4 separate regions of the Homo sapiens genome follow, and regions 1, 2 and 4 are each linked to region 3. The links are chromatin loops, found by intact Hi-C in ENCODE. Cell type or tissue: PC-3. All regions are shown on one strand. Each heading gives the region's core, and the rest is flanking DNA. Links, peaks and the distances in the headings are about the cores only. Region 1 overlaps VPS13D (vacuolar protein sorting 13 homolog D). Region 2 overlaps VPS13D (vacuolar protein sorting 13 homolog D). Region 3 overlaps VPS13D (vacuolar protein sorting 13 homolog D). Region 4 has its middle 24 kb from the start of LINC02766.

The links. A loop is a pair of places that touch in the nucleus more often than their neighbours do. Peaks named below come from ENCODE experiments on the same cell type or tissue, not always from the same donor. Only the 100,000 strongest peaks of a DNase experiment are listed, where the experiment ranks them.
Region 1: a loop joins it to region 3, with 4 times the contacts of the local background. A loop is called at or near these places in 6 of 110 quality-filtered maps.
Region 2: it touches region 3 in a loop (6-fold over the local background); 7 of 110 quality-filtered maps call a loop at or near these places.
Region 4: it touches region 3 in a loop (9-fold over the local background); 5 of 110 quality-filtered maps call a loop at or near these places.

The regions. Positions count from the first base shown.
Region 1 is chr1:12,353,768-12,359,461 of GRCh38, forward strand. It overlaps VPS13D (vacuolar protein sorting 13 homolog D), which reads left to right. Exons shown (of 70, transcript NM_015378.4): 47 at 207-454; 48 at 2,132-2,323; 49 at 2,631-2,757; 50 at 4,692-4,834. LOC124903845 (a long non-coding RNA gene) reads right to left here. Exons shown (of 2, transcript XR_007065468.1): 2 at 2,957-3,637. Among named protein-coding and RNA genes, the nearest start is that of VPS13D, 130 kb to the left of the region's middle. RefSeq lists an enhancer at 4,570-5,071. In PC-3, for the core only: no CTCF peak of the experiment used is centred there; DNase peaks (open chromatin) are centred at 2,394 and 2,704; H3K4me3 peaks cover 1,342 bases; H3K27ac peaks cover 2,447 bases.
Region 2 is chr1:12,499,102-12,504,795 of GRCh38, forward strand. The region is part of intron 68 of VPS13D (vacuolar protein sorting 13 homolog D); the gene reads left to right. Among named protein-coding and RNA genes, the nearest start is that of SNORA59A, 5.3 kb to the right of the region's middle. In PC-3, for the core only: no CTCF peak of the experiment used is centred there; a DNase peak (open chromatin) is centred at 2,700; H3K27ac peaks cover 968 bases.
Region 3 is chr1:12,405,263-12,410,956 of GRCh38, forward strand. The region is part of intron 63 of VPS13D (vacuolar protein sorting 13 homolog D); the gene reads left to right. It also overlaps the pseudogene LOC124904680. Among named protein-coding and RNA genes, the nearest start is that of SNORA59A, 99 kb to the right of the region's middle. RefSeq lists a silencer at 294-588. In PC-3, for the core only: CTCF peaks have their summits at 2,364 (motif pointing right) and 2,565; a DNase peak (open chromatin) is centred at 2,329; H3K27ac peaks cover 1,736 bases.
Region 4 is chr1:12,547,129-12,551,943 of GRCh38, forward strand. No RefSeq gene overlaps it. Among named protein-coding and RNA genes, the nearest start is that of LINC02766, 24 kb to the left of the region's middle. RefSeq lists enhancers at 894-1,401, 2,671-2,965. In PC-3, for the core only: no CTCF peak of the experiment used is centred there; a DNase peak (open chromatin) is centred at 2,913; H3K4me3 peaks cover 730 bases; H3K27ac peaks cover 1,603 bases.

The DNA.
Region 1 (5,694 bases), core at 794-4,793, 51 kb before region 3:
ATTGTCAGAGCTCATCAAACTGAACATTTAAAATCTATACATATTATTGTGCATTTATATCTTAATAAATGTATTTGGATTGAAAACTGCAAATAATTTTACTCATTGAACCATCTTAATGTTATTCTTTCTCATACTTAGCTAAGGAGAAAAAATTTAAGTTCTTCATTAAGTCTGATGATTTTTACACCATTTTATCTTCATAGGTTTTGTGTGGCTATAAAGAAAGAGAATTATCCAGATTATATGCCCTCAAACATATTTTCTGACAGTGCAAAACAGATTTTCAGACAGCCTGGGCATACCATATATCTCCTGCCAACTGTGGTAATCTGCAACTTGCTACCCTGTGAACTTGATTTTTATGTTAAAGGAATGCCAATTAATGGGACGCTGAAACCTGGCAAGGAGGCAGCTCTCCATACAGCTGATACATCCCAGAACATTGAGCTGGGTAAGAATGTAGTCAGATGATCATTTGTCATAATCCTATGAAAATATCAATGAGTATTTTGTGATTATTTATTTGGTAAGCATCTTGGAGAAATTGGGGCACATATAATATCTCAATAAGCCAGCTCAAAGGAATCAGTGCAGTTAAAAAAAAATAACCTTTAGCTAGAGGTGGCGGCAGTACATGCCTGTAGTCCCAGCTTCTCAGGAGGCTGAGGCGGGAAGATTACTTGAGTCTAGAAGTTCGAGGCTTCAGTGAGCTATGTTCACGCTACTGCCCACCAGCCTGAGCAACAAAGTAAGACCCTGTCTCTTAAAAAAAAAGAACTTATAGAAAAGGATGAGAAAAAACTTATCAAGCCGAAAGGTTTACAGAGGAGGCACTCAACAGAGCCTTTTTTCTTACATTGCTACATGATGTATGATTGTAGGAAGTCATTTCATCTTTTTAAACTATGCTTTTCCCAAGCAAAATCTTATGCCTCTTCTCTTTTTATTGAAAGTATAAACGTTTGCTAAGCACTCACTCTATTCCAGGCATACCTGGGCTTTTTCACACTTGTAATCTCATGTAATCCTTATAGAAATAGTTATTTGCCCCATTTTACTGGGGAAGAAATGGGGGTTTGGAATGCATCAAGTAATTTTCAGTTGTAAGGGTTGTTAAAAGGAAAAGTTCAGCCAAATTAAATTTAAATGAGTTTAACTGAGCAATGAACAATTTGCAAATTGGGCAGCCCCCAGAATCACAGCAGATTCAGAGAGACTCCAGGGATGCCTCGTGGTCAGAACAAATGTATAGGCCAAAAAGGAAGTGACGTACAGAAATCAGAGGTGAAGTACAGAATCAGCTGGATTGGTTACAGGTTGGTGTTTGCCTTATTTGAACACAGTTGGAATACTCAGCAGTGTATGAGTGGGTTGAAGTGTGGCCCCTGGGATTGGCCAAGACTCAGCTGTTGTTACAGGTGCATAATCCTAAATCAGGTCTTCAATCTTGTCTACCTATTAAGTTAGCTGGCAGTTCATCCACAAAGATTCATATAGAAGTACGGAGTCCTCAGGCCATATTTAGTTTGCTTTAACAGGGTGAATGAAGTCAAAGTAGAGAATCATTGTCATATTTGCAACACTTGAAACAAAGAGGAATGGTGATCATGGTTAACAATATTGTATGGTGTATTTCATAAGAGCTAGAAGAGAGGATTTTTAGTATTCTAATTAGAAACGATGAATGTTTGAGATGATGAAAATGCTAAATACCCTAATTTGATCATTTCACAATGTGTATATGTATTGAGACATCTCACTGTACCCCCAAAATATGTACAGTTATTATTATGTGTCGATTAAAAATTTAATTTTTTTTTGAGATGGAGTCTCACTCTGTCACCCAGGGTTAGAATATCAAAATATCTAATTTATATCTAATCATATGGGTTAGGATATCTAACCCATATGATTATGCAATTTAGGCTCTCTAGTGTGATTCCAGGCCTTCTGGTTTGCTTATATTGATCCCTACCCTAGCTAGAGAGAAAGAGCCATTCTAATGAAGATTTTTGCAGTTAGATACTTAGTTATTGGTTTTTCCAAAAGGAATCCAATTTACTTTTGCTGTGAGCTATTTTGACAAATAGTGAGAACTCTGAAAGTTAATAGTTTGTATCTTCTTTAGGGGTATCACTGGAGAATTTCCCCCTCTGTAAAGAATTGCTCATTCCACCTGGAACCCAAAACTATATGGTGAGAATGCGACTCTATGACGTCAACCGTCGGCAGCTGAACCTCACCATCCGGATTGTGTGTCGAGCAGAAGGATCCTTAAAGATCTTCATTTCTGCTCCATATTGGCTGATTAACAAAACAGGTACATACAGGGGCTGCTCAAGTAGGTCTTTGGCGTTAGTCATGGGAATTCAGATTTATTTGCTTAGCTAACTAAATGGAGCCAATGCAAATAGATTACTTCAACAGTCTGAGCTGCTGAAACATTCCTGCTTCCATCATAAATGCTTAATCATGCTCAAAACTGTCTTTTTAGGCAAGAAACTGAGCCCACTAAATAGATTCAGTTTTCACTCTTTTCCCGCTTGATGGTTTTATTCATTCACCATTTGCATCTCTTTCAGATAGACTGGGTGGTATTGATGTAAACTTTTCTCTCCTTCCTAAAGGGTTGCCACTGATCTTCAGACAGGACAATGCCAAGACAGATGCTGCAGGCCAGTTTGAGGAGCATGAGCTGGCCCGTAGCCTGAGTCCTCTCTTATTCTGCTATGCTGACAAAGAGCAGCCAAACCTGTGAGTACAGTTATTTATGGGAAGGGGAAATAAGCTCCCAGGGAAGGGAAGAAATTAGTAAAGGCTATAATATATCCGTGTAAGTAGAAATATACTGTAGATAACAATCCTGACTTGGCAGGGGAATAGAACCATGACCTAATGGGATTTTTGGGGATCTAATTTCTATGTTATTTGATACTGAAAATAAACCATTTGGTTGGTTTATAATGAAAGCTAGTTTTATTTTACATGCATTGAAGTAGTTTTCCTATTCATAACTCTGCCAACGAAGAGAAAGCCACGAGTTCTCCTTCTCTGCTCTGCAGTTTTTCTTCCCCTGTAAACTTGGAGCACAGGCACAGGAGCTGTCATCAGAATGGACATAGGCTGGTTCTTTGGTGAAGCCGTCAGCCTCATTAATCCAATCCAGGATTTGTATCACATTTGGAAATTCATCCCTTTTACCTTTGAAGTAAAATGTGCCATTTTATGGTCTCAGAGCACTCATTGCATGTTTAAAAGCAGGGACAAAAAACAACTGTGAGGATTAGATGACATGTGCTTTTAATGTATGGTAGGAGCATTAATTCACTTTTGTTCTTGGTTTTGACATTTTGCTTTTTACAAGAGTCTTTTAATAGAGCTCTAATCAAAGATAAATGGGTGTATCCAATAATGCTAAAATGCCATACCGTGTTATCGGTAGAATCGTGCTGACAGCTTAACAGAAAGTCTTCTGGGGTACCACACTTCAGTGGGTACTGATGTGTTTACAAGGGAAGGTTGGAGTGTAGATTACCGTTTGAGGCATGGAAAGAGGATTGATGAGAGTTCTGGATATTGTAGGGGATGCAGCCAGCCTCTTGGCATGTGCAGCCAGCCCAGTCTCATTCTTCTCCTGAAATGATTTGGACAGTTTTAGATTTAGGACTTGACATGTGTCACACAGTGTGTTTTATCTGTGAATTCCACAGTTCCCAAAGCATTTCACATAGACCATCTCATTGGATTCTTCCCACCATCCCAATGGTTTAGGCAGGGCAGGAAATATTGTTATATTTTAAGATGAGGAAACAGGCTCAGAGAGATTGCTACCTGCCCAAGTTTACATCGCTTGTTAGTGGTAGAGCTGGAACACACATTCAGGAATTATGTTGTCGAAATCCATGACAGGACACTGGCCCACTAAACAGTGCTTTGCTATTGTAATAGTATCAGGCCGGCTGGGTACGGTGGCTCATGCCTGTAATCCCAGCACTTTGGGAGACCGAGGCGTATCCCAAGGTCAGGGGTTTGAGACCAGCCTGGCCAACGTGGTGAAACCCCTTCTCTACTAAAAATGCAAAAATTAGCCGGGTGTGGTGGCGCTCGCCTGTAGTCCCAGCTACTTGGGAGGCTGAGGCAGGAGAATCACTTGAACCTGGGAGGCGGAGGTTGCAGTGATCCTAGACTGTACCATTGCACTCCAGCCTGGGCGACAGAGCAAGATTCCACCTCAAAAAAAAAAAAAAAAGTATCAGCCCTTAGAAGTAATGCATCATACCTGTATCTTCTGTACATATGCTTCTTGTGCTTTTTAAAATGAACCCTTGAAACAGCAGAGTCAGGAAAGGATTAGTTTGACTTGAATTCTTTATTTTTAGGGGAATATTAGAAATTGCACCACTTTCCTCATGTGTTATATTCATAGAATCCTAATGTTTTCTCCTAAAGCATTTAGTTGTAGATGTCAGTAAATTTCACACACTGTTGTACTGTGGCTGCCTCTAAGATACAGCTTTAACCACTGATGAATTTTGTCACTGTGCTAGGGAATCACATGAGAGTGAGGAAGAGAGTCAGTGGTAGAGATGGAACTTGGGTGATAACTGTATTAGTGTTTCCCAATTAGAACAGGCAGATAAGACTTTCTTGTGGATGAATATCTACATCTTTGCTTTTCTGCCCCACAGCTGCACGATGAGAATCGGAAGGGGGATTCATCCAGAAGGCATGCCGGGCTGGTGTCAGGGCTTCTCCCTGGATGGTGGTAGTGGTGTCCGAGCTTTGAAAGTCATCCAGCAAGGAAACCGCCCAGGGCTGATCTATAACATTGGTGGGTTACATTTGGGGCAGCGGGACAATCAGAACCATTGGCCGATGACCTCAGGCTTGGAGGAATGACCTGGCCATGCATTTTGGCCTGACTACAAGTACTGATTTTCTTATTTGGCATTGGGTCAGGTATCTGTTCTCTGAATGCTACAGTGATATCAACACAGATCTATTCTCCTGGGGATCTGAGGAGCCACCTAAACACTGCCCTTTTGAGGTCTGTGGCTCTGTTTAATTTCAGACTCACCTGTGTCAGGAAAGTATCAGTTTGGCTTGAATCCTTGTTTTTCGGGGGAATAATAGGAACACTTAGCATGCCTTTCATCCTCCAAGTATTCCCACGCATTCATTAAAATTTGCAAGCCCTAAGAGGGTAAGAAGCATTGTTCTCCTTGAAACTGAAGGAGAGAGGTTAAGTGACCTGCCTAGATGCAAAGGGGAAGTCTGGGTCAGAAGTAGGATCAGGATTGGGGGATACAAATAAAATGCACTTGGTGGTTGTAGTAATTAAAGCAATCTCCAGACTCACTTTGCTTATGGAGATGGGAAGGGTGGAAAGGGGAGGGGAGGATACTGTACCCATATGCCTCATAGCCACTTGAGAACGCTCAAAAGATTCTCTAAAGGGTTAAGATAATTTGATTGAAATATGAATCAGGGTGAAAATTGTAGCAGCGCATCCTTTCAGTATATAATTTCCCAGCCTCTCAAAGCAATGTTTAGTTTTGAACATTGGAACACCATCTATGACTGCATGGTCCTGTAGAACTTTCTGTGATGATGGAGATGTTCTATTTTGCACTATCTAGTAGTAGCCACTAGCCACATGTGGCTGCTGAGCCCTGGAGAGCACATTAGTGA
Region 2 (5,694 bases), core at 863-4,862, 94 kb after region 3:
TGTAGATGGAACTTTTAGCCTTTGGATGGGGGGTCTAGAGACCCCCCATCCAAATTTCTCAGGTCTGGCAGGATGTGGTGCAGAGTCTACTACAATGGCAGCCCTGTGAGGCTGGGATTTTTGCCTGTTCCATTCAGGAAAGAATCCTCAGCACATAGAACAGTGCCTGGCATCTAATAGGTACCCAGTACATATAGCCAGATAGCTGCAGTTCAGCATTTGTGTTCACATGCGTCCATTTTCCATTCATTTGGGGGTTTTTTAGTCACAGGCTAAATGAGATTATAAATTATTGCATGTTTTCTTTTCACTTTCCTCCCCAACTCACCTCTATTCAAGTCGAACTATCTCTGGTCACTGTGAAATTTGTTTGCAATAGAAGAAATTGCGTGGTACAGCCAACATAGGACTGCTCCCAGTGAGATACACACATTGAAAAACAGAGCCAGAGAGAGCTAAAAACTGGAATCGAAATGAAATCAGTAAAATAGCTTTCATGAAACTCATGAAATTCATATGAACTAGGAAGAGATATTGGCATGAATGAATTTTGACTTTAAAGATGAAAACCATGTGTCTCCACCCAAGTTGTGGGTTAAATCTTGCCAATGAATGCTGAAGGAGGCACGTGACCACGGCCTTCCCAAGTGTACAAGGAAGAAGCCATCAGGGAGTGTGTCGCATGTTCCTCTGAAGTGTCCTCAGTTGTCAGCCTGGGTCTTCGCGGTGGAGTGAACATTACACTCATCACTCTGCAAGAAAGGAGTTTTCAGGAAAAGCCCACGAGCGCCAAATTATACCTCTGACTTTTATCCTAGATTTGTAATTAAAAACATGTTTAAAGACCTAATTATTTGCGTATTTCCCTTCAGAGTTAACCCCTTTAAAGGATCTTTAATACCTTGCTCTACTGTTCTGACTAAATGTTTCCACATTTTTTTCCAGTTAGGCTCACTGTTTCACTTCTGGAAAATATTGTGTAATTATTTCCCGATGGAGTGAAAACCCCACGAAGTCCCCAGTGCCTTGGTGACTTCAACTTTATTCTCCCAGATCGAGTTGCATTTAATTTTGTCATTCTATTTAATTAATTAATATTAAAAAGATAGTTACCAACGTATGATTTCTGGTCTGGCCAGCTGAAAAGTCTTCACTTTCAAATTAATCATATATTCCTCTGATAAGTTGCACAATTGTCATTGCTTCCCATCTTTCTCAGTTTTGGTTTTGAAACAGGATCTGGATTAAGATGATGTTAAAGTAAAATTTGTCCTATATGGTGAAATTAATTTTTCTTTCTAACTCATGTCTCATTTGTAGCCAGAAACTCATTTTCTTTTTTTTAAGGTACCTATTTTATTTCTAATACTGCATCACCTATAACGGTGCACACCAGGCTGGTGAGCAGTAGGGTGGCTCCTGCCTTTTAAAAAATGCTCATGAGCAACCCACATGACCTACGAAGCTGCTCTAATGTACTGCTTTCTGGAATTAAGACAATTTAAATTGTACTTTTAAAATATAGTTTTAGAAAGTAACATTTATGGGATTTTTTAAATACAGAAAAGTATAAAAAATAAAAGTACCCTATGCATCCACCAGCCAGATAAGTTGTTCCTCTTTTCAATTTTTTGTAGAGATGAGGTCTCGCCATGTTGCCCAGGCTGGTCCGAACTCCTGGCCTCAAGTCATCCTCCCACCTCAGCCTCCCAAAGAGCTATGAGGCCAAAGTGGGAGGATCGCTTGAGGCCGGGAGTTCAAGACCAGCCTGAGCAACATGGCAAAACCCCATCCATACAAAAGTTAGCCGGGCATGGTGGCACACACCTCTATCCCCAGCTACTTGGGAAGCTGAGGTGGGAGGATGGTTTGAGCCTGGGAGGTCAAGGCTGCAGTGAGCTGAGATCACGCCACTGCACTCCAGCCTGGGTGACAGAGTGAGACCCTGTCTCAAAAAGATACTCATATGCATGGTTAGCAAATCCAAGAGTATAGAAGAAAATAAAATCAAGAGTAAAAGTCTCTTTTCTTATCTACTTTGTAAACATGCTGTTTACGATTTTTGTATCTTGTCTCCTTGAGAAATTTCACAGAGAGAGAGCAATCAGGAAAATTTTTGAGCGCACCATATAATATTGATTCTAATAGCATATCATTATAAATACAAACCTTATAGTAACATATGTAGTCTCAAGGACTATATATGTTTCATTCCTTCTGAGGAATGGAATAGAATTTATTAGCTTCCATTTCCTAAACCAGGAAATAATGTACTAGTAACTGTTGACACTTACAGAATTGGCCATTTGTTGATACACCTCTGAATTAAAACTTGGATTTGGCAGATGGCTCAGCTACTCTGATAAAGTTAAAGGTTTGCTAAATCTTTAAAAGCTAAATCAGGAGTTCTAAGAGAAGTTTTCAACTTTCCTACTGGTAACATGTGTCCAGCATCCAAAGTTGCCTGTGCACTGGCAAATTTCTTGCCTTACCCTAATGCCAGTGTCATTTTCTGAGACAGACTAACGCATACATTTATTGAATCCTACTATGTGCCAGGGTGAGTAAGAAATTTCCTCTGTCCTCAGTGCGTTCACAGTTTAGCAGGGGAAGCAGACACTGTATTACCAACAACCTATAACATATATTGCTGTTAAAATAGAAGTATGAGCAACGTATTATGGAACCACAGATGGGAAGTGATTAATTTATACTGGAAAGCCAGGGAAGGCTTCACAGAGAAGGCGCTGGATGAGTCGCCTGACCTTGCAGGAGGCGGAGGAATGTGCCAAGGAGAGAAGGCGCCTGGGCAGAGCACAGTGCTGGGCAGATACACGGGACAGAAGAGCTCACGGCAGGTCTGGGGAATTTGGGGTCAGCTTTTTGTAGCAGCAGCACGTGTGGAAAGAAGGAGCAGAGGCTGGAAGGGTGGGTTCCCAGGCCTGTTGCTGAAGGCTGACCTTAGTGGTCATGCCGAGGAGCTTGCCTCTCCTGTAGGTGGGAGTGAGATTGTGAGGAAGAGGATCCCACTCAAAATTCGTCATGAAAAATAAAACCTTGACAGCAGCAGGTAGAGAGACTGAAGGCAGGAAGCCAGTTAGGAGGCCCGTGGGATAGTCCAGGTAGAAGGTGGAGAGGCCTGAACACAGTGGCCGTAACGATGACTAGAAGAGGACAGATTGGAGAGGCATTTAGGAGGCAGCATCAGTGGAACCCTCAACTGCTAAATTGGAATCTGAGTGAGGAGGAGGGTTGAGAGTGGCTTCGGGCTCCTTGCCTGTCTGGTTGATGAGGCTGGGGGTGCTGAAGAGCAAGGGTTGGAGAAGGAGCATCTCCCCAGTGGACGAGCTGAGGTCCCCTGAAGAGGGCCTGGCACTCAGAGCGACACTGGGCCCAGACATGGAGTCAGGGCCATAGGTGGACCTGGGGTGGGTAACGCCTAGGGGTAGAGGAGCCTGTTCCAGGAGCTCTGAGTCAGGCTTCTGATTTTGAAATGACTCCAGAGGGAGTAGAATCAGGTATATAAATGAGTTAATATCGAAAAAAAAAAAAAAGAGCAGGAGGAAAATTAAGTAGAGTGGCTGAAACAGTTACTTGGCAGATTTCTCCCTGAGAGAAGCTGGTCATGAGTCTGTTTTCCATGTGGCCTTCTAGAGAGACATCTCTCTCCAATCTGCTGATGAGAGGATGTGTGGGGAAAGGAGGGGTCATCCCCCACAGGTTTGGGGTAACTGGGCACCTGTTCTCAACAGAAGAGCTACCATTAACTGCGGATCTCTTCTGTGTGGGGCACGTAGATTAGCTCACACCATCACAGTGGCCCTGCAGAGTAGACCCATGGGGTTCTACACATCAGGATGGGGAAGCTCTGGGCAAAGTGAGAGGCGGAGACGACTGGCATCAGGGTGGCTGGCTCCCCTGGCGAGGCTGCAGTGTGGCTTGGGAGGACGTTGTGACCTGCCCCAGAGGAGGCCTGAGGCTGCTGTTGATGCTACCATGGCTGCTGTTGTTGAGAATGCCCCGTGGTTCATGGTTTATGGATGACATTAGTGATGGTGCATTCTACTAAGGCGGCACTGGCTCCTGGCAGATTCACCCACTCTTAGCACCTGTCATCTTGGAAAAGGGTGTAAGCTGGTGCTGCAGCCTTCCCTTCTCTCAGAAGAAACTTTCTGACACTGAGCCCCAAGCCCAGAGTATCCTCTTTCTCTCCTTAAAGGGGAGTTAAAACTTTTTTCTTTCTTCTTCTTCTTTTTTTTTTTAATAGAGATGGGGTCTCACTATGTGGCCCAGGATGGTCTCAAACTCCTGGGCTCCAGCGATCCTCCCACCTCAGCTTCCCAAAGTGCTGGGATTATAGGTGGGAGCCACCATGCTCTGCCCTAAGAGTTGAAACTTTTAACCGAGGTTTAAGAATAGTATAAAAATCCTATTTTTTAAATAGAATCAATTATAGTATCTACAGCAACCTAAAATGTGTCAACTGAATACTGAGGTGACTTCTCTAGGTCTCAGATTGGAAGGATAAAGCTTATCTGATGCTGTGTGTTTCTGGCTGCATTTTTTTGCTCCCCTTTCCTCTCAGTTAATAGCAGATCAGAGAACAGAAGGAGTTTGCTCAGGGCCACCTGAGACCACGGTGGCCTTCTTCCCTTGAGGTTTTTCCAACAGTCACTCATTCGTGGACCAAAAGCAGGCCTTGCGGGAAGCTTGATTCTAAGGGCAGTGAAGACAGGAGAGCCTGGGGTTGAGACTACAAAGCAGTGTGAGCACTCAAGGAACCTCAAGTGAGGCAAAGGAAAGCCTGGGAGAACTAGGCCAGGGAAGGGGAATTACCTGTGGCTTTAGGGAAAGGGAACGGAAGAAGGTGCAGCTTGGCAGAGGGGAGGGCGGGGAGCGTGCCGCGTTTGCCAGGCTTCTCTTACCACCCTGAGTTTTGCTGCTTCTCTCACAGAGTGACAAGTTTGATATGAGGCTCCATTAGATAAGGGGTCTGGTCTGGAGCTGTTTAATTATTCTTTGATGTGTTTGGCAGATTTTGTAAAAAAAAGAAAAAGAAAAAATTAAAATTAATAATAATAACGATGATGATGCAACCCAAAGCCCTGGCCATTGTGGGATGCAGGAAAGCCTCAGGAGGATGATGGGGACAGAGCTGTGGCCACCTGGTCCCTGGGGTCACTGCCCAGTTCCAGCTGTGGCCTCACTCTCTCCCTTCTCCTTCTTCAGCCAGACCCTTGGCTCTGATCTGCTTTTGATTTGAAAGGACTTTAGAACATTTCATGCACAATTTCCAGAAATATGTTATTATCAGTAGCAGCTTCGGGGCATGCACAGGGTCCTGGACTTACAGGACAGAGATCCGTGTGGAGTGACAGCACTGCCTTCCTCCACTTACCTTTCTGTATGGCCATGAATTCCTTGACCTCCGTGCTCACTTTGTGAAGAAAACTGGCAGGGATTACCCTCTCCATCAGAGAGATGAAAGAGTCTGAGCTACCAAGAAAGCAACGGACTCGGCCAGAGTCAGCCAGCGGGCCGGGCTTTCCTGCCAGCTCGGCCTGTGTTTCCTTCGCTGTGCTCTCTACTTTTCCGGAGGGCGTCCCAGCTCAGAGTCACCCCTCCTCCAGAAGTGGTTCTGGCCTGATGGAGGACTTGAACCATCTGGGGCATCTTGGAAAAGAGTCTGTTTGA
Region 3 (5,694 bases), core at 789-4,788:
GAAATCTGGATTTTTATGTGGAATCTCCTGGTTTTTAAACATTGGCAACCAATTCAAGTTTTTTGGTTTTTTTAAACCTTGTGGGCCTAACAAAACACATGTGTGGGCCTCATGTGGCCGTGTCTGCCAACTCACAGCTTCTAAAATTGACACACAGGTAATGAGACAGTAGTCTGGTCAACATCAGATCACATTTGGGTAAGGGTAGGGCAAGGGTGACAGCATTGGGGTGGCAAACTGGGGCCAAGCCACAGGGAGTGCTGGTGGGGACCTGGAGCAGGAATGGCTCTTGCAGCCATCTCTGGAAGAGTGCAGCGTGCCCTTCACTCACTGCCCTGTCTGCTTCATTCGCTTTAATTTCATGTTTCCCAGGAGATTAAAGATACTTATAGTTAGCATGGGAGTGAGGGGAAAACCATGGGAAAACCACTATCTTGTTAATATCCACAAGTATCCACTTGACTTGTGTGACCTTTGGAATGGGTTTGTTTGATAAAGTATATATTCACCCAGAGCACTTGGCACTTGCCCAGCAAACCAATGTGAAGCATTTCCTGAGGGTTGAGGACTTCTTGTTTTTAAAATCATCTTACTAAGAAACACAGACACCTCACTATTCCCTTCAAATTGCTCCCAGCAGAAAACTCCCCAGACTGAGAAAAGCAGTCTGATTTTCTGCAGTTGAAGTAGCTCCAGCCCCCCCCAGTTACATGATGGTTGTGTGTGCGCTCGGCATACAATCAACGAAATCATTTCAGTTGAATGTTTCATCTGGCACTGAATTGAAGGAACATTTTCAGGGCATTTTTCAAATCATTGTGAAACAATTACATGGAGCAGCCATGTGATGAGGTGTGTAGGGGGCACGCCGAGTGTAGTAAGTTAATGTTTCCAGCAGGGTGCGGGGAATTGGGACTAAAGAGTTAAATTCTCAGCTTGTGGGAGTCACATTTTACTGTGTCTTGAGTCTCCTAGTGGAGTCTGGGACTCATAAAATAATGTCATTTATTCAAAGAGTTTTCTAACAGAGTAATATGCCTTTATTAGTAGCTCTTAGAAGGGTACTATGCTCTTTTAGATGAATATATAATGGCTAAAAGTGTGTGCTTAGAAAATGGAGTCCTGTCCCTGAACAGGAGTCACGAGAGCCTGACTAAAAGGTAAACCACGTCTTTGGTATTGAAGGAATAATTATCTTGATTCTTCTGACTCCAGGCCAGAAGTGAGACTGTCAGAAATCTCAGAGGGAAGTCTCTTCAGGTTTACACTGAGGGTACATTGTTGCCAGATATAGTGTCTGTTCAAAAGGACTGAAAGCAGTTTCACATCTGCTATCTCAATTGGATTCCTTACTCTGCGGTGGAAGAATGGGGAGATAATAGTCCCATTTCACAAATGCAGAGACCAAAGCACAGCATTCCTGCCTGACTCCCCATTCTCTCCATTCTCTCAAGTTTGCGTGTTAGAAAGTGGCCGAGTGATACTGAAAATGCCAGGTAGTTTATACGTGTTTTTGGCTTTTTTTAAAGATCAAAAGAGGCCAGGAGCCTTTAAACGGTTTCATGAGGTGGCCTACAGCAGTCCTTTTTCCATTTAGAGCATTGGGGTATTACAAAAGAAGGGCTTTAATTGAGCAATCTAGTTTGGAAGAAAACCCACATTTTAATGGTCAGAGTGAGAGGGTGGGGGTTAGGGGGAGTTTCGAACAAAGACACTATTTAAAAAGCCTAAAACTGTCTTCTCAAAGGCTTGAAATAATTTGTTGGGAAACTTCAGACCCTTTACTTTTTTCCTCCCCTCCCTAAATAAAAACCAGATTTGTTAAAAGGAAAAAAGATCCAGTATTGTTAATTGTATTTCAGAAAGTGCCAGAGAGGGAAATATCCCTGTAGTTTTAAACATTGTCCCAAGAGGGAAATAGGCAAATACCCTGCTTCACATAAACAGTCTCTATGTACCATAAATAAACCTTTAAAGAATGAATTCCAGACAGTTTTGTTTAGTGCAGGATAAACTAAGAAAGGAAAGGACATGGCCGAGGGAATAGCTTGGGATCTGAGACCTTATGGTATATAGACAGGTATTTCTTCTTTCAACTCTATGAAGTTTCTGGAAGACTTCAGCAGTTTTCGCGTGGGGAGGTAGAAATAGACAGTTTCCTATTTTTATTAGGAGCTTATGAACACAAGATTGCCTTCTCCAAAATCCATTTTATAACAGGAAACTGTCTGCTGCTTGAGTAAATAAGCATCAACTTTGTATACTACTGTATTTGATTAGTCATTTAGTTACTACAAGAATAAGCCCTGTTTGGCTCGTTCCCTCATCTCGACTTTGACTGTCCAGATTAACCTGAAGGTGGCAGAATAATTCATACCACTGGGCTGTATCTCAGCTTTTTCAAATGTGGAGTCCCAAAAGCAGTAAATGACTAGGTAAGGATAACTTTTACTTAAGGGCCAGAATATTTCCTCGATTCAGACCAAGCACCTTAGTCATTCGGAAAGGTAATAGTGTCTATGATGAAGGTTTTGACATTTCAGTAGAGGTTTCAAAGTCTTTGCTACTTTGTGTGGTTCTTCTTTAATATTTGGTTGCAAGGACAAAGTTGGGGTATAAAAGCTTTTTACCTTAAGCCTTTGTTTTGATCTCATTTTCTCTTCTCTGAGAATAAAGTAACGCTCAAAGTAGTATTGGCAAAACAGAGTGCTGAACTGATTGTCAGTACCCTGTTTTCCCAGCGTGTTTATTTTATGACTCTAAGCAAAGCAGTTGAGCTTACTGAACGTTCACTCAGTTTCTCCGACAGTGAAATGAGGAAAATAAGGCCTGCTCACGTACTTTATCATCACTCACCATGAGGTGGGGTGAGGCATGGGTGAATGAATAGCAGAACATTTTTCAGGAGAAATAATACCCTCCATTCTGGCTTTCATGCTTTCTACCTAATAGGTAGTTGCTATTGTGAAAATGCACATATTCAAGTCTAAAATCAAGTAGCTAGCCATATGACTTTAGGCCATCCACTTAACATTTCTTGTTTTATTTATACCAAAGAGAGAGAGAGAGAGAGGGAGAGTTAGGCTGAATTAACTTGATGTTGGACTTTTTTGCGGGGTGGGGAAGACAGGGTCTCACTCTGTCAGGCTGAAGTGCAGTGGCATGATCACAGCTTACTGCAGCCTCAACCTCCTGGGCTCAGATGATCCTCTCACCTCAGCATCCCAGGTAGCTGGGATTATAGGTGCGTGCCACCATGCCTGGCTAATTTTTGTATTTTTTTGTAGAGACAGAGTTTTACCATGTTGCCCAGGCTGGTCTCAAACTCCTGGGCTCAAGTTATCTGCCCACCTCAGCCTCCCAAAGTGCTGGGATTACAGGCATGAGCCGCTGGGCCCAGCTCAACTTGAGGTTGCTATTAATCTCTAAAATATTCTGAAATTACTTAGCAGGAGGTTATCAGTGACTTCCCAAGGCACCAAGTCCAGTGACCTTTCTCTCTAGCCTTATCTTTGTAGCATCCTCTGCCATTTTGACATTGCTGACTTCCCTGTTCTTGACATCTGTCCTTTCTGGTTCTCCTCTTGCTCTGTTGCTTCTCTGCCTATTTCTGTTTTCGTTTATTCTACTTCTTCTTTTCCTGATCTGTATGTTAAAGGTCCAGATTTTTCTCTGTGAACTGTCTGGTTATGTCACTTGTCTATTTTTCTGTCAGGCCTTTTATCTCTTCTAATTTTAGAAGCTCTTTCTAAAAGTTATGTCTTTGATGAAAGTTGCAAGTATTTTTTCTTCAGCTTTTTGTCTTTTTACTTTGCTTTTGGCGTGTGTGTGTGTGTGTTTGTGTTTAATTATACAAGAGCTGTTTATTTTTATGTTGTCAAATTTATTAGTCTTTTGCTGTTTTGAATCTAATTTTTTTTTGAAAACTACATGTTCAGAGAAATTCTCTAGTAACAAACTGTAGAAATGATCCCTGAAAGCATAGTCTTGAATCTGAATTTTGAGTCACAAAAAAGTTTTCCCTTCTCTATGGTTTTAAAAAATTTCACCCTTTCTTCCATTATATGATTGAATTTCAATTAAATGTATTCTTGTTCCAAAATAATTTAAGGCAGTCTCAGAAGACACATGCAAAAAGATTATAAGTAAGAAAACAGAATAGAAATGTCATTAAGTTGCACATGAAATTTTAATATATAATAAAGAGACTTTAATTCAGTGGGGAGTATATAGACTTTTCAATAGTGCTATTAGACTAAATCACAATAGAAAAAATATAAAATTAGATTTATTCTTGACACTTTATGTAAGGATAAATTCCAAGTGAATCAGAGATTTACTGGTAATATTAGCATGAAAAAGTGTTTTTATATTCGGTAAGGAAGAGTATTTGGCATGCCTTGTAAACACCTTGAAATATCAATCATTTTAAATAAAGATATAATCAGAAAATAGACCCATATCCAGAGATTGTTAACCAGCTTATAGCAGACCCAGGCTAGTTGAGAACTTCAAGAAAAGACAGATCGTGGGGGCGGGGTTGGGGAGTGTCCATGTGAAGCCATTGGAAAGCTACCAAAACAGCCAGGACTGGAGAGTTCAAGATTTATGAGAGGAGAGAAACTCAGTAAGGTGAGCCCAACATTTATTTTGCTTTTATTCTTGAGACTTTTTCTGATTTGTAAGCAGTGTGGGGAGAAAGGTGAAGAAGCCAAGCAGAAAGCAGCTGCCAACAGGCAGAGAATGCAAGTAAAGCTTTTGGCAGTCTCATGGGGCTAGCAAAGCAAAACTTAGACTTCATTGCTACTAAGAGAGCTGGTAATTGAAGGGCTAATATCTTACAGAGAAGGGACAGGCAGAAAACAAACCCCAATAATCTGAGGTACTTTCTTTCTTGAGATATTTGATGATTTCTAAGTGACACAGTCTGAGAGAAATCAAGCAAAAAGTGGCAGCTAAGAGGCTGAAGAACTTAAACAGTCTTCTAAGCAGTTTTGTGGTACTAGGGAGATTAAAAGTGGAGGAATGGCATTGGTTTTCGTTGAGACTGCTAAAGGACTACACCAGGCCTCATAAGGACTAAAACACACCAGAACTTAGATAAAGACTGAAACACAGCCTTGAGAAAACCCAAACCCTGGTTGATTTAGGCATTATGCTTCTTACTCTAACTGCCTACCAGAAGCTAAAAACTCATCCAAAGTCTCTGTAAGTTTTCATACAAAATGTTGCATTCAGTCACAAATTACCAGGCCAAGATGAGATGAGACCAAGAGAAAAAACAAACACTAGAAACAGAACCATAGATAAACTGGATGTTGGTATTTTTAGACAGAGAATTTAAAATACTATGAAGGTATCTAAGAAGTTTACCAGAAAACTATAATTTTTTTAAAAAAATTATCAAATAATAAGGGAAAATTATAGACCAGCACTTTTTCATGAATATAGAAGAAAGAAATCTGAACAAAATATTAGTAAATCAAAAACAGAAATATGTAAGAAGGCTAATATAACCAAATTGGATTTTTTCCTGGAATGCACATTCAGTTTCACATTTGCAGATAAATTTGGTATTTTACCACATCAACACGATAAAATAGAATATGATTATTTAAAAATGCATAAAAGCTGTTTGACAAACTTTAACATCCATCTACAGTAAAAATTCAGCAAGCTAAAAATAGAAGATAA
Region 4 (4,815 bases), core at 816-4,815, 140 kb after region 3:
TCCTCCCTTCCTACAGAGACCTCAGGCCTGTCAGCACCAAACGCCTCCCCAGGGAGAGAAGAAAGTTACAGATGGCAGGGACAAAGCATTCGGGTTTTCATTTCCTCCACGGGGTGTTGGCCACATTGGAACGTCTGTGACTGCGAGAACGGGGGCCAAATGCTCCCACGTGCTTGCCAAGCTGCGAGTACAATTCCTCCTCCTCCACCCTCTCTCCAGGGGATGCTCGCTTCCCAAGCAGCTGCATTTTTTTTTTCTCCTCCTCAGTTCTGGAGAAGGTTGATACTGAGTTCCCATTTTACAGAAACCCAAACTGAGACTGCAGGGCCTGAAGCCAGGATGGGAATGACAGAGCCAGAAGGACTGGCTCCCAATGACGAGCCTCCCAGAGGGCTCGTCTGTCCTGGGTCCTCCATGTGGTGGACAGGATCAGAGGGTGCCCTCGTTAGGGAGATGGGGTCGCCTCAATTCAACAACAGGAGGACAATCTACCAAGAAGCCCAAGGGCGAATCTCAGCTCATGACCTTGGCGTGGCCCCTGCTATTTCCTGGCCCGTAACACTGCCCCGCGGCCCTGTGCTTCTGCTCTGCCCAGCTCTCGACCTCAGCTCACACCACTCTCCTTACACAGGTGTCCCTCCTGTCATTCGGACCTCAGCTCAAAGGCCACCTCCTCTGAGAGGCCTGTGCTGACAGCCCCCACCAAAGCTGCCCTCCAAGGATTCCATCCACCTGGCATTTGCCCTGTGGGTGGTCTGTGCCCACATCTGTCTGCCCACCTCCTGCCCCCTCTCTGTCACTCTCCCCTCTGTGGACGCAGGCACCAGCCCAGTGCTCAGCATGCCACAGCCACCCAGTGCCGTGGAGTGAAGGGACATCAGGCCACTCGCAGGGCCCCAGGGCATCCTCTTGTGCCCGCCTGGGTCACCCTTCACCCCGGCCGAGCTCCACGTGGATTTGGGCCCTGCATCTTCTTGGGGAACCATCTGAGGATCTGGGCTGGGCAGGCAGCAGCGGAGGAGATTGGCAGAGGAAGGCGGCAGGAGGCCGGGGCCTGTGACCAGACCGCCAGGTCTCGTCCTGCTCTCCTGCTGACCCTATTTCCTGGGGGGACCAGACACTTCCACTGTCTCCCCCTAAGCCCATAAGCCACCACTCTGTGGCTACCTAGAGGTTTCTGTCCATGATGTCTGGTCCAGGTGGGCTCCAGTGAGTGAGGGGCAAACCTTTGGGGCAGGAGCCTGGGGCATGGCCATTGCCCGGGAGTCCCTGAACCCACTTTTCCAGAGGGAGGGGCTCTTCCCTTCTTCCCTGAAGGTGGAGCTGTCCCGTAAGGGGTGGCTCAGGTTGGAAACAAGCAAAGAGAAGAAGGGTTGGGCGAGAGGGTCACGCCTGGGAGAAGCCCCAGAGCACCAGGGCCAACTTCAGATGGAATGACCCTGGCCCCCGACAAGGGTCCCCTGTCCCTGTCAAGGGCAGATGCTGGGGTTCGCCAGGGTTGTGTGACCGGCCAAGGTGAGGGCATTGGAGAGGGAGGGAGGGAGGGAGGGAGGGAGGGAGGAAGCTTGGCCACCCTGCCCAAGTGTGGACCTCAGGCTGGGCCAAGCCCTGAGCTTCCAGGTGAAGTCACGAGAGCTCCTTGCTGGGCCCTTGGCTGGGGAGTCTGTCCCGAGCCCTCCATCCTCAGCCTCACCTGGGCTGGCAGTGGGGGAAGAGGCAGGTGACAACCCCCCCGAGAGGTGACAGCCCTGGGGCGGGAGCCGCCGCCACCTGAGAGTGGGTGAGGAGCAGGTTAGCTGGGTGAAAAGTTCACAGTGAGGGGAGCTGTCTGTTCCCTCGCTTAATTTATCCACTATTTGGCTAACCTTGCTCTGAACCCAGGCCCTGAGACCCCTCTCCCTTCTCCCCCGCCTCCCCACTGGGCTTCCGAGCCCCGCCACCAGACCTCCCGCCCAAGCCCTGAGGCAGGGACGTGCTGGCCTTGAAGAGGCCTGGGGCCCGGGCGCCGGGAGAGGATGGCTACATGGCTGTGGACAGTTATTTATGACCGCAGTCTTCCCATCTTCAGTAACCAAAATAAAGTCCGGTTGCCGGCGAGGTGCAGGCCCCCGAACGCCAGACATCCGCCAGCCAGCCTCGGAAGGCGCCCCGCCCGCCCGCCTTCGCCAAACACACAACTGCTCGGGAGACAGTGACCTTTCCTGTGGGGGCCATCTGTCATCCTGGCTTTGGGCGGGAGCCAGACACATGGACCAGCCGGCCTCGGAAGGGAGGCTGGCCTCCTTCCCTGGCCCTGGGGTGGCCTCCGGGCCTTCGGTCTGCCTCTGATGGCTCAGGGTCTGATCTCTGAAGACCCTTCCTCACCTCGGTCTCCCTTTCCCTTTGACAGATGCGGCAAGGCTGTGGAGAGAGGGAGTTCAGAGGGATTCGGGTTGGGGGTGGAGGGCAGAGGACAGTCGCCATAGTGACAGTGCCACTGACCACGCGGGATCCCAGGTTGTGCAAAAGGCCTGGCACATGTGACTTCCATCATCCATGAAGCAGCTCGGTCTTCCAGCCTGGGAGACGCGGCTGGGGGTGGCGGGGAGTCACTTCCTTACTTCTCCAAGCTGGTGGTGACCGAACAACCCAGGTCACTCTGACCCCAAAGCCAGCTGCGCTCTCAGCCCCTGGACTCTCTTTCCCATTCTCACTTTTCATTCTTTCATTGAAATCCCTTTTTGGCAACTATAAAAGCCATTTGTGTTGGCAGCAGCCAGTGGAAACACAAAGATAGACAAAGAGTGAATCATCCCAGCCGCAGCCCCGCCCCCCATATCTCAGGTGACCTTTTCTCCACGGTCTCCGCACTCACAAATGCACACAAGCGTGTGGACACCTGGGCGTGTGTGTCAGCAGGGAATCGCTTGTTTTGACAATAATAGGATCCCCACCACACATTCCTCCGCAGCTGTTTACTAACCGTGCCGCGCGGGGCAGCCCCGGCTCCAACATATCTGAGTCATTCTTGTTCATAGCTGCACGAGATTCCTAATCTGGGATGAATCGCGGTTAATATCACTTGCTTACTTTTTTTTTGTTTTTTTGAGACAGGGTCTTGCCTTGTCATCCAGGCTGGAGTGCAGTGGTGCGATCATAGCTCACTGCAGCCTTGACCTCCCGGGCTCAAACGATCTTCCCACCTCAGCCTCCTGAGTAGCAGGGACTACAGATGCTCATCCCTACGCCCTGCTAATTTTTAATTTTTTTTTTTTTTTTGTAGAGACGTCCCACTATGTTGCCCAGGCTGGTCTTAAACTCCTTTTTCTAGAACCAGCCGCAGCCCCTCAGCTGCCATTTTTCTCCCTGTGGCTGGGGAGGGGTGGAGCAGGGCTAATTCCACTCCTGCAAGGAAGGGCAGAGCCAGAGACAGATGGGGTTGACCCTGGGGGTTCCCCGTCCCTGACCCAGGGCCGCCTGTGATGGACTGCCGGACAGAACTGGTCAGCTGCCGACACCACACTGCCAGGTGCCCACCAGGACGCCCACCGACTGCCAGTCAGGAGGGGCCAGCAGTCAGGAGGGGTCTTAAGCAATCCTCCCACCTTGGCCTCCCAAAGTGTTGGGATTACAGGCGTGAGCCACGGCTCCTGGCCACCTGCTTGCTTTTGTAATGGGGTAGGCCCCACACACAGAGCAGAGTTCTGAAGTGTACAGCTCAGTCAGTGTCACGTGTGTGTGGCCACCCCTCAGATCATGACACCCAACATTTCCTGCCCCCAGAGGTTTTCCCCCCAACCATAGCAGCCCTAAAGGTGGCCACTCGGGTTACCTCGATCTCACAGATGAGTTGCACTTGTCTTTGAACCTCATCATACAGAAGACAGTCTTTTGTATCTGGCTTCCTTTGCTCAATGTTTTGTTTGTGTCACCCGTGTTACTGCATGTGGCCGGGAGGTGTTCATTTTCATTGCTGTGTAGTGTTCCATTGTATGAGTACCTACCATAAGTCATCCATACTCCTAACTGATGCAAATTTGCATCATTTTCTTGTTTCTTTTTCAACACAAATGATGCTGCCATGAGCATTGGTCCTCATTCCCCTTTGTGTGCTAGCACTTTTATACATAAAGGAGAGATTCCTGGCTGGATTTCCTGGCTCACACCTGCAATCCCAGCACTTTGAGAGGCCGAGGCAGGTGGATCACCTGAGCTCAGGAGTTTGAGATCAGCCTGACCAATATGGTGAAACCCCGTCTCTACTAAAAATACAAAAAATTAGCTGGGCGTGGTGGCGGGTGCCTGTAATCCCAACTATTCGGGAGGCTGAGTGAGGAGAATTGCTTGAGCCCGGGAGGCAGAGGTTGCAGTGAGCTGAGATCAAGCCATTGCACTCTAGCCTGGGTGACAGAGCGAGACTCTGTCTCAAAAAAAAAAAAAAAAAAAAAAAAAAAAAAAGGAGAGACTCCATCTTCCCATGTGTTAATGAGAATGAAATTTTTTCTTTAATACTTGTCCAGAAAGATAATGTTTCTTCCACTCTGGAAAATCACCCAGCAAAACTTATGGACCCTCATTGGCTGGACCAGGTCAGAAAGAGCCTTTTAGGCCTTGCTGAAGAGTCACATAAGATTTATCCTGTGGGCAATGGGGAGCCATTGAAGGTTCTACACAGAAGATGGCATGGTCAGATCTGTGCTCTGGAAAGGACTCCCTGGCTCTGTGGTGGGGGACTCAGAGTCCATGGAGTGGGACACTGCAGACATTTAAGAGACTGTCCAAAAGTGCAGGTGAGACAGAGGGGAGGGGAGAGCCAGGGAAGAGGAAGGGGAAGAA